2 separate regions of the Mus musculus genome follow, and region 1 is linked to region 2. A link is a contact called in ENCODE POLR2A ChIA-PET data. All regions are on one chromosome and are shown on one strand. The core of a region is the stretch at or near the end of the contact, and the rest is flanking DNA. Distances in the headings are between cores, read along the strand shown.

The links. ChIA-PET counts read pairs that join two places held with the same protein, here RNA polymerase II (POLR2A).
Region 1: POLR2A ChIA-PET joins it to region 2 with 11 read pairs in Patski. The contact joins the promoter of Chst15 here to the promoter of Oat in region 2. POLR2A ChIA-PET finds 5 or more read pairs at or near these places in 2 of 5 experiments (Patski and embryonic stem cell).

Annotation. Positions count from the first base shown.
Region 1 is chr7:132,313,886-132,319,048 of GRCm38, reverse strand. It overlaps Chst15 (carbohydrate sulfotransferase 15), which reads left to right and starts at 1,821. Exons shown (of 8, transcript NM_029935.6): 1 at 1,821-2,002. Gm10584 (predicted gene 10584) reads right to left here and starts at 3,385. Exons shown (of 1, transcript NR_028578.1): 1 at 758-3,385.
Region 2 is chr7:132,572,564-132,577,649 of GRCm38, reverse strand. Oat (ornithine aminotransferase) reads left to right here and starts at 1,252. Exons shown (of 10, transcript NM_016978.2): 1 at 1,252-1,355.

The DNA of each region.
Region 1 (5,163 bases), core at 572-3,071, 260 kb after region 2:
TCAGGCTCCACTCACAGAGATCCACTTGCCTCTGCCTCCAAAGTGCTGGAATTAACGGTGTGGACCCTATTGCACACCCCCCCCCCCCGTCCACTTTTGTCTCTTACGTAGGAATTGCTGAAGGCCTGAGCTCCAGCTGTCTTCACAGACCTACCCATCCATTCTTCTCTCCCTGTCTTCATTCACACGAGGCAACTGGGTGTTGTCAGAGCTTTTTGGAATAACAGGCTAATTTTTTGAAGTTAATGTTGAGGGGGGAAAATTAAAAAAAAAAAAAAAAACCCTTCTTCAGGTAAGCTCAGGAACATATATAATACCTTGGAAAGTCCTGGTGGAACTCATATCAAAGTGGCCCAGGGATTTTACTTAAAAACAATTTGTTCCCATGTCAGCTGTGATTTCTGACACCTGAATTTGAAAGTCATCTGGGTGGGCCCAGCGCTATCCCCATAATGGGGCATGTATTGGAAAGTCCCCATACGTGTGGCCCAGGGATCATGTTCCACACACTCTTACAGGAAGGGATTTCCTCCTTGCTGTTTCCAAAGAACCTTCACTGTGTTTGCTTAAACCGGCCGCATGCCCTGGTCTGACAGCTGCCTGGCCCAGGACTTTGCTTGTAGGCGCCTGCACAACCCACCCTCTTAAACAGCAACCTGCACTGTGTCCCAGTGCAATTACTCGAATATATAAACCTTACTGAAAGGCAGTCTTTTCTCCGGAGCTAATAAATAAACCCCAAAGCCACAACGTGTGTAAGACCATGAAAAATGGCATCATTATCTATTGGGAATTGTGAACTCTGCAAAAACCAGCTCATTGTATTTTTAGAAAAAAAAAGGTTTTTGTTTAAAAAAAATAATAAAGACCTCCAAATCACTAAGCCAAGTCTACATGGGGGGAAAAGCAATCCAGTCTACCGACTGGGAGGGCAGTCTCACTGCTTCATTAATCTTTCTTTGCAGATTTTTATATAAGAGGCAGTATTTGTTGGGAAGCTAGACAGTGGTTTTTAAGAACTCCCCTGTCATCCAGGGTTCCTATCTGCAGTCGTGACCCTCTGATTGTGACCTCTGACTCAGTCGCCGTGGATGCTGAACCAGAACTCTAGGACTTTGGGGGGTGAGGTGGGAACCTCAAACAAGACTGAAAGGGGCTCCCGTTCTCTAGAATCACCTTTAGCACATATGCCAGCATTTTACAGTTAGGGAGCATTTTCCCGGTTGCTTCAAGAAAGAAGATGCTGGACTCTGGCCATAGGAACGTGGGCAGACCCAAGACTGTGGCTTCTATCCTATTCCCCAGAGTCTGGGGTTTGGTGCTCCAAAGGCTGTCCCGAACAAGTCTTAAGAGTTTAAGGTGTCATATTTTATGTTAACTGATTTCATCTTCAGCCCACAGCCGATCACTGGAGCCTTTCCTTGAAGCAGTCCCAGTAGGCCACTGCGGCAGTGGTACTCGGGGTCCTGTAGAACCTTACCTCTCAGAAGAAGCAAACCTACAGGGCCCAAGAGCTAGGCAGCCTTTGTAGAATGCAAAAATACAACAGAGGGCGCCGAAACCACTCGCGTCAGTGGCCTTGAATATCAATGTATGGGCTGTCTCTAGACTGCCAAGTTCCTTAAAACTGTTTCTGGTAGCCGGGTCACTGCCACACACACCAGGTTTCGGTTTTGTCTTGTCGGAGTCACCGCAATACACAAACTGTATTTACTTGCTGGGCGAGGGGGCGGGGACCAAACCCACCGCTCAGCAGGGCGCGCACGCCTTGATCTTGCATTCCAGACTCGAGCTGATGTGTGTCAGCGCGACATGGGGCGGGGGGAGGGTTCTGTTCAGAGGTTTCATTCGCCATCTGCAAGTCACTCCCAAACTTTTCCTCCCAGCGCTCGGGGAGTCAGGTTGACGCGCCCTGGGTGCGGGGTGCTAGGCGCGGGGCTGGGCGCGCGCTCCCGCGGAGTCGGAGCTGCAGAGGCTTCCGAGATCGTCTTGGGCTTTTCAGGTACAAGTTGGGCTCTGGGTGACTGGGCAGGGGGTGGCGAGTAGCGGCGGGCGGAGGTTTGGCTCTGGGTCCCGGTGCCCCTCTGCGGGTTCGCCCAGGTTGGCGGGGAATGGGCGCTGGGAGTCCGGACCGCCAGGGCTGTGTGCAGCTTCACTCCCTGCGCGGAGGCTCCGGACGCGGAGGCGGCGGCGGCCCAGGCAGACAATGAACTTGGAGCGCGCCGAGCTCCGGCAGGTTTGGGCCCGCACCCCTCGGTCAGGCCTCCTCGCTACAGGCACGGTCCCCTGTAGGAGGCGTCCTTTTCGCTGCGCGGTCCTGGCCGTGCTCTAGGTGCCCAGCACGCCTGGGGACCCTGCGGGAAGGACTACCGGTGGCGGAGCCGGGGCTCACACGCCCCCTCCCTAGACAGAGCGAATGTGGTCCGAGCTCCAAGACAGAGGACCGGGTGCTGGCGTGGTGGCGCTGTGGACAGCTGGAGGCCGGCGGAGGACGCACGCCGCGGGGCACGCACCGGCTAGCTGTCCCGCAGAACCGCCCCAAGGAGTCAGAATTCGCGCGACCCTGGGTCGGCCAGGAACTGAGAGGGAAGGACGACTGATATAAGGCCAATGAATAGACAGATCGGCGATTTTCTGGAGCGAGCTCTCCACAGGCAGAGCTGGGGACCGGGATTCCCCTAGTCGTGTTCACTGCCCCTCCCCCGCACACTTTAGGGGAAGTTTCCAGGCGTAGCCTGGGGCAGGTACGTGGGCATCTGCCACTGTCTCTGGGTACCAATCGGAGCCGCCTCGGGAATCCGGGCTCTAGCCGCACTGCCGCTCTGGGTGGGAAGGCTCGTGTGGGTCTCGGGGAACAGCCCCAGGCGTCAGCGTCTGTGGGAGCAAGATTCCCGAGGAGACACCGTGGGGACAGGCCTGGGAGGAACCGAGGGATCAGTCTCAACTTTTTTTACTCGCCGCTTTTCCCATCGTCGCTGTACCCTAGTCCCCGAAGCGGCCTGACTAGGGAGTCTCAGCTGTGTCTCCCGCCAGCTGGGGAGCAGAGAGCAGAACGAGGCAGCTCTGAGCTAAGCCGTGGGGGCGGCGGTGGCGGGTGGTGATGGTGGAAGCCGAGAAGGCAGGGGCCCGGACGCGAGGAGCGACGCTGAGGATGTTGATAGCGTGCTAGTCCGTGGGGCTGTGTGCTCCAATGGAGTGGAAGCGGGCGTTGTGTCTGGTAGCGGGTCTTGGCGCACTTGCCCATGTGGAGCCCGGGGGATCCTGGATGGCGGCAGGGCGAGGGGAGCCAGACTGTGCAGGGAATGAATGGAGAGCAGGGGAAGCGCCTTCTTTCTCCTTCTGGCGAATCGATTGGCCGGCTTGCGCTCATTTGTGTTCACGTTTAGGACTCCGAGGTCCCGCGCACCCTCGTTTTGACTGCCCCACCGTGGTCGAGTGTCCACGTTGCCTGCCTGCCTGCCTGTCTGGATCCGCTAGAGCGAGCAACCCAATGCTAGGGCTGGTTTGCTTACTGCTAGGCTACTGGTGGCTGGACGTGGGCACCTCTAGTAAGCGCGCTTTGTCCGGGTTGGAACCTGGGGGTGGGAGTGGGGGTGGGGCACCTTGTCCTAAGTCTTCTAATAGATCTGCTGGACTCTCACTGTGGCGAGTAAGTTAATGGCATGGAGTTTCCAGGAATGAAGTTCAGGAAAGCCTTGTGACAGCCTGTGGCCAGCGACTCTGAGCTGGTTACTCTTTTATCAACTGCTACTTCGTTCGGGCCGGTGGGGTGCCTCTGTAAGTGAGGACTGGGTCTTCAGAACATCCACTTTCTGCAATTCCTGACTGGACGGTGTGGATCACTTCCTGGGTTAGGGTGAGCATCCCAAAAGTTCATCTGAGAACATCTGTAGTCCCCTCTACTCAAGGTGAGGCAGAGGAAACCGGGAGGTACAGAAGCTCTCCCAAAGTCTCCCTTGGAACTCCCCTGCTCTCCAACTGATCTTTCCTGTCAGCTGTCTCATTGCAAAATCAAGACTCCCTTCTGCAGAATATGACATTGACTGGTTTTGCAAAGTTGATCTGTTGACTGATCCACAAACACACACATATGGTTTTGTTCAAAGTAGCTTGGGAATAAAAAATGGTTTATAATTGGGTTGGTTTTGACCAATAAGTTTGCTTCCCCCCCGCTCCCCCCAAACTAAAGAAAAACTGAGGATAATTTTCCTTTTTTCTTTTTGTCATCTCAAGAGATGGAGTTTGGAGGGGAAGTGGCTTGCTATTGTTGTTTCTCTACTAGGGCAGAGGTGAACAGGAAGTGAAGCTCTGGGTCCAGGCTTCCTCCCAAGGTCTTGCTCCCAGGTAGCTATCTCAGGGTCTCCTGAGGGAAACAGCACCGAGGAGACTGGTTATCATTTGCTTTTTGATGCATGCAGAACCTGGATCACTGTCCTAGCCAAAGATCCAGTGTTGTTACCTGCCATTCTTCCATCTTCATCCTTTCCTCCCTGTGTCTGAAGAGGGGCCTGGCTTTCCACATTTCCGAGAGATTAATCCTTGCATCAGGAGGAAGCTACACTTGATGGAAAGGTTGGGACCAGAGCCAAAGGGACTCTGCTTATTCAGACCTTGAGAAGGAGCTGGGGAGTAATCTCAGATTAACAAGTTGGGCCCTGGGAGCTGGGGAGCTTTGAACCTGGAGATAGCAAGTTGGAGATGTGTGTGTGTGTGTGTGTGTGTGTGTGTGTGTGTGTGTGTGTGTGTGCTGGGAAGAGGAGGGAAACACCTTTAGCAGGTGAGCAACACAAAGGAAAACCTCTGTTCAACTCTAGCCAGTTGTTCACGGCTCTTGTAATCTCAACACAGTTCTTAACCCTAGATATGGAAGCGTGGGCTGGAATCTCAGGATGATGGAGGTGGGGTGGTGGTGGTGGTGGTGGTGGTGGTGAATGCTCTTCCCCAGTTCAAAGCTCCACGTCTGGCCCCTTGCTGCTACTTAAAGAAGACCCACACTGGTACAGATAAGGACTAATGTGCTACTTGTGCTACTTCTCATGCCTGGGCCTATTGGGCTTGCCTAGGTCCCCCCACATGCTGTGTGTCATGTGTCCATAGCTAACCCATGCACCACCTTAATGGACAGTGAGACTTGACATAAAACTTTTTGTATACCAAATAGAT
Region 2 (5,086 bases), core at 3-2,502:
TCTCTACCTCCCTGAACGCTGGGATTTCAGATGGGTCTCGATGCCCACTCAGCGTTTATGTAGGCTCTGGGGACCTGAACTCTGGTCTCTTTATGCTTGCCCAACAATCACTTTACCTACTGAACCATTTCCTCTGCTCTTTCCCATCCCACTTTCTTTTCCTCCTCTTTCTGATCTTGCTCTGTGTCTAGGGAGGCTAGTTTGTGGGGATTGTCTTTTCTCTTGTTTTCTCAAGTCAGGGTTTCTCTCTGTACCTCTGGCTGCCCTGGAACTCTCTCTGTAGACCAGGCTGGCCTAGAACTCATAGAGATCCACCTGCCTCTGCCTCCTGAGTCCTGGGATTAAAGGTGTGCACCACCACCACTACTACCACCAGTCTTAACAGACTCCTTAGGCTCCTGGCTCCCTCCAAGTAGTCTTTCCTCAAACTCCTCTCTCTTTGGGGTTCTAGAAACCCCACATCTAGCCCTGGATACGTGGACTGACAGTGGCTCTCCCTGGTGTGCCAGTCCCTCCATCCTTGTGCTTTCTTATTCACACACATTCTTTCCAAACTGGAGTGTGAAATCTTTCTGCCTGACCCTGAAGTGTAAGGTAGTGAATCACTGGCCCTCTGTGGTCTACAGCTTTTGGTACAGGATTGGATAACTCTTCTATTCTCTTCATATTTTCTGATTTATAACGAGCGTTATAGACAAAAATGATACCTAAGCACCTTCTGATTGTGTTTATCCTGCAATATCCTTTTCCGGTTTGAGTTTTAACCATGGTAGTGGAGGGAGTGCAGGCAAGTCTATACTGCGTAGCTGTCATTTCCAACCACTTATAACAACAGTTAATAACATCCGGGCGGCGTTTTACAGCTGCAGAGATGATACTAGAAGCATCAGTAATCTGTTTTGTCATTTTGGTACGTGAGGGTTCAAGGTCATGTGGTTTCAGCATTTAAGATATGATGTTGCTCCCAACAGGCTCTTTCAGGAAAGGTTTTGGAAGGTCCCTGGGCTAGAGAAACGCAGTGAGAGGCCACCATTCCTTCGGGCCTCCGTTCCCCTTCGGGTAAAAGAAAGCGAACTGCTCCAAGTTCAGTGCAGAGCTCAAGCGCCACAGGCACAAAAGCAGACTGCGCACTTGGGGAAGGCAGCAGAACTTGGCGCCCGGAGGCTCAAGGCCGGGTGGGTGGGGCGAGAGTGAGCCTCTTGTGATTGGTGTGCGGCCCTCCGCCTTAACCAATGAACTGAGAGAACGGGCGGGGGCGGGACAGACACGTCGTCTTAAACGACCTGACGCGCCGGGCAGCCACATCGCGCTTCGTGGCTGAAGTACAGTCAGTGTCGCTTAGCGGACGCTGTCAGGTACGACGTACGCGCCGGGGCTGGGCCAGAGCGACTAGGGCCCACTCGGTGTTCTGGAGTCTCCGCCGGGGCAACACTGGAATCTCCGGGTCTAGGGCGCCACGCAGGCCCGGGGTGGGGCGGGCTCGGCGTGAGGACGGGCGGGGCACGGCTTGGGCTCACTGTCCCCGGGGGACTCGGCTAAGGGGACTGGGGCCTTGGAGGTCTCGACTTTGAAAAGGCGGCGTTGAGGGCGCGGGGCACCACGAGCAGCTTGGCGGGGGGTGGGTGGGGGGTGGGGGTGGGAAGAGGAGGGAAGGACCCGATCCCTGGGGACAGAACTGCGAACTTGTGGTCGCGTCACCGGGAGGGGGCGCTGATGCGGACCAAGTCCGAGCTCCTTGGGCAGCTTTTACGTCTCGTGGCAGATCATACCCATCCCTCCCCAATCCCCACTTCTCTTCAGTCCTAAACCAAATAAGAGGATTGAGGAAGTGACGTGCACTCTGTGATGAGATGGTGGCTAAGGATTGGCCCACAGGGCTCTCTGCACGAAGAGCCCCCTCCTTAGGCCTTTGACAAGCTATGTTGAACCTCAGTAAATTCCAGTCTAATTGTGGGGAGCTCTTGCTGCCAGCAAATCTTGCCTCAGGCCTACAGCAATGCCCGGGAGTACATTTACCTTGTAGATGTGTCAAGATATATTAAGGGAGGAGTGGTTTTGGAATGAAGTGGCTTTGCTACTTGAATAACCTCTGATTTCTCCACCCTAAATTTTCTTGATCAAACTTGTTAGTGTCTGTAGGTAAATTAATTTTATGTAACTTGTAACTGTACTTTAAATTGTATGTGTGTGATCAGGAATGAATGCGCCATCCGAGGCCAGAGGGATTCGATACCCCTGGAGCAGTTCTTGATAGTTGTGCCATGTAATGTGGGTGTTAGGAACCAAACTCTGGTCTTCTGCAAGCATAGTAGGTGATCTTAACTGCTGAGCCATCTTTCCAGCCCCTAAAACTTTAATTAGTACATATTTTAAAAGGTATTTTTTCCTGTCTCATCTATTTACCTTCCGGTCTACTTTTACTATGGTTATATGGATATGTATTTTATGCTCTTTGCAGAGTTCTTGAGGATGAGCCAAACTGTATACCTGTATACTTTTTTTTTTTTTTAGATTTATTTATTTATTATACGTAAGTACACTGTAGCTGTCTTCAGACACTCCAGAAGAGGGCATCAGATTTCATTATGGATGGTTGTGAGCCCCCATGTGGTTGCTGGGATTTGAACTCAGGACCTTCAGAAGAGCAGTCGGTGCTCTTAACCACCGAGCCTTCTCCCCAGCCCCCAAACTGTATACTTTTAAAAATAGTAATGAATGGGTAGTGATGTGGAGGTGTGTGGAGGGTGCGGTGTAGTTGGTTCAATCCTTTCCCAGTAGTGTTACTTTAGTTGTTTGCCAGTGACGCACTTGAGGTGAATTTTAGCCAGAATATTGGTTACATAAAACAAAGCTTATGTTGACAGACCTTCCAAAAAAAAGAAAAAAAAATTAAGGGCTGCATTTGTGAATGGTTACCTCAGAAAAGTAAATATTTAACAAGCGCCAAACCAAATTTACTTCTCAAGCTGAAGATTTTCAATGGCTTTTGGATGACTTTACCCTGCTGTTTCTTTTAGAGCAATTTAAGGAAAGGTTATTTAATAAGGCAGACTAAACAAATTCTTCCAAATGCAGCCCTTAATGGAGACTGTACTGTGGAGATATTCCTGTGAGCTAATGGGGAAGGGAATAATGGTGGCCTGAAATTAAACATAGGTGTTCAACATGCTCGGCCTGTCGTTAGTTCTTATGTTTGGGCTCTTATATCTGCTAAATATAAATAGCAGATAGATAATAAATAGGAATAATCTATATATCTATCTATCAATCATCTTTGGTTTCTCGAGACAGGGTTCCTCTGGGTAGCTCTGGCTGTCCCAGACTCACTTTGTAGACCAAACTGGCATCAACTCTGAACCCTTGATGAAAAGATGAGTTTCCATAGGAGGACAGAGAAGTAGCCTCTCAGAGCTGAGTTATTTTGATGCAGGATGGGTGACCTGGTTACCTGGCTTGTCTGGTTGCTACCTTGCCTCCCTCAGGAGTTGTGTGTTCAGGAAGGCTCTTCTTCACCTGCCAGACAAGAGAATACCAGCAGCAGGTGGGTACCCAGGTACCCAGGGGAGGGGATTTTTGAGACAGGGTTGACTTTTCCTTTTTTACAAGCTTAAGTTCACAGTGGGGACTGCTTGAAAACAAGTGCCTGAAGTGTTAGGATCTGTGATAAAAGTCTGCAATGTTCTTAATGTCCTAAAGTGTTTAGGAGGGACTTTCGTTGTAAATTCAAAGGGAGAAGGTGGAAAAAATTATCTATATAGTATTTATGCACAGAAGAAAATTGGTAGTTAATGGTAATCTCTTAAGTAGGTAATTTTCTTGTCTGACTGCTATTTATTTTATTTTATTTTAATATTAAGGCAAGGTCTCTCTTTATAGCCCTGGCTGAGCTGGGACTATGTAGACCAGGTTGGCCTCAAACTCCTAGAGGTCCATCTGCCTCTGCCTCTCTAGAGTGTTGGGATTAAAGGCTTGCTTGACCACCTCTAACTTCTTGGGTATCTGAGAATAGCCTTAGGCTCCTGATCCTCCTGCCTCTGCTTCTCTAGTTTATTTGGTACTGGAGATGGACTCCAAGGCTTCGAATCTATTAGGCAAGAACTTACCAACTGATCCTTAGTCCCCGAGGATCTCATTTTTATTTTTTAATGAAAAACGATCCAGTTTGAAGACCCTGGCCGTGTTGTTTGAAAGCTGTGGAACTTGGCTAGTGTTCCTATGACCTTAGAGCAGAAGAGAGTGTAATGAATAGCTCCTTTGTGCTAAACCAGAGGCTTTCACATGGGCTCCTCAAGACCCCATCGAAGTTCAGAAAGAGTGACACATTCACGCAGAGCTGCACACTGAATTTAAATCTGAATTGTGCAGTGCTGTGGATTTTCTATCACACTTCTACCATTTCCAGAGCCCCTGTGAAGGAGAAGATTGTTGGTGGCTGTTTTAAAGCCTTCTTTAATTTTGTTCTAATATTTCTCATACAGTACCAAGCTCAGTAACTTGAACACAGAGGCTCTTTAATAGAAAAGTGTGTACTAGATTCTGCTCTGTCATGGTCTGTGCAACTTGTAGCCTTTTCCAGTTAAGTTGAATATCCAGAGTATTACTCATATTTTGAATGTTTCTTGTTACGCTACTGAACATTCTACATGAAATTGAGAGGACCCAGCAGATAAAGAGATTCTAGCTGAGGAGGTAACTCAGTGTAAGTTGAGATAAGTCGAGTTCAGATAACCTTTTAGATTCTTTCCCATTGCACTCTTTATTTTGTTTTGAGTCAGCTGAATGTAGCCTTGGACTGGAAACCCTCCTGTCTTAGCCACTGCCCCCTCCTTCCCCACCCCGTAACCCATGGCTACAGTCACTTGCTGTCCTATTGCAGCCTGTAAAAATACACCATTAAAAGCATTTTTAGGATTTTTTTCAATAACCAGTTTTTTGTTTTTGTTTGTTTGTTTGTTTTTTTTTTTTTTTGTCTTTTTGCCTATTGAAAAAAATCATAGCTGTAGACTTTGGTGGCAAAGGTATGTGAGTAGTTTTGAAAGTTTGAGTCTTTCCCTGAGAATAGGTGACCTGGTGACCCAAGGCTGCA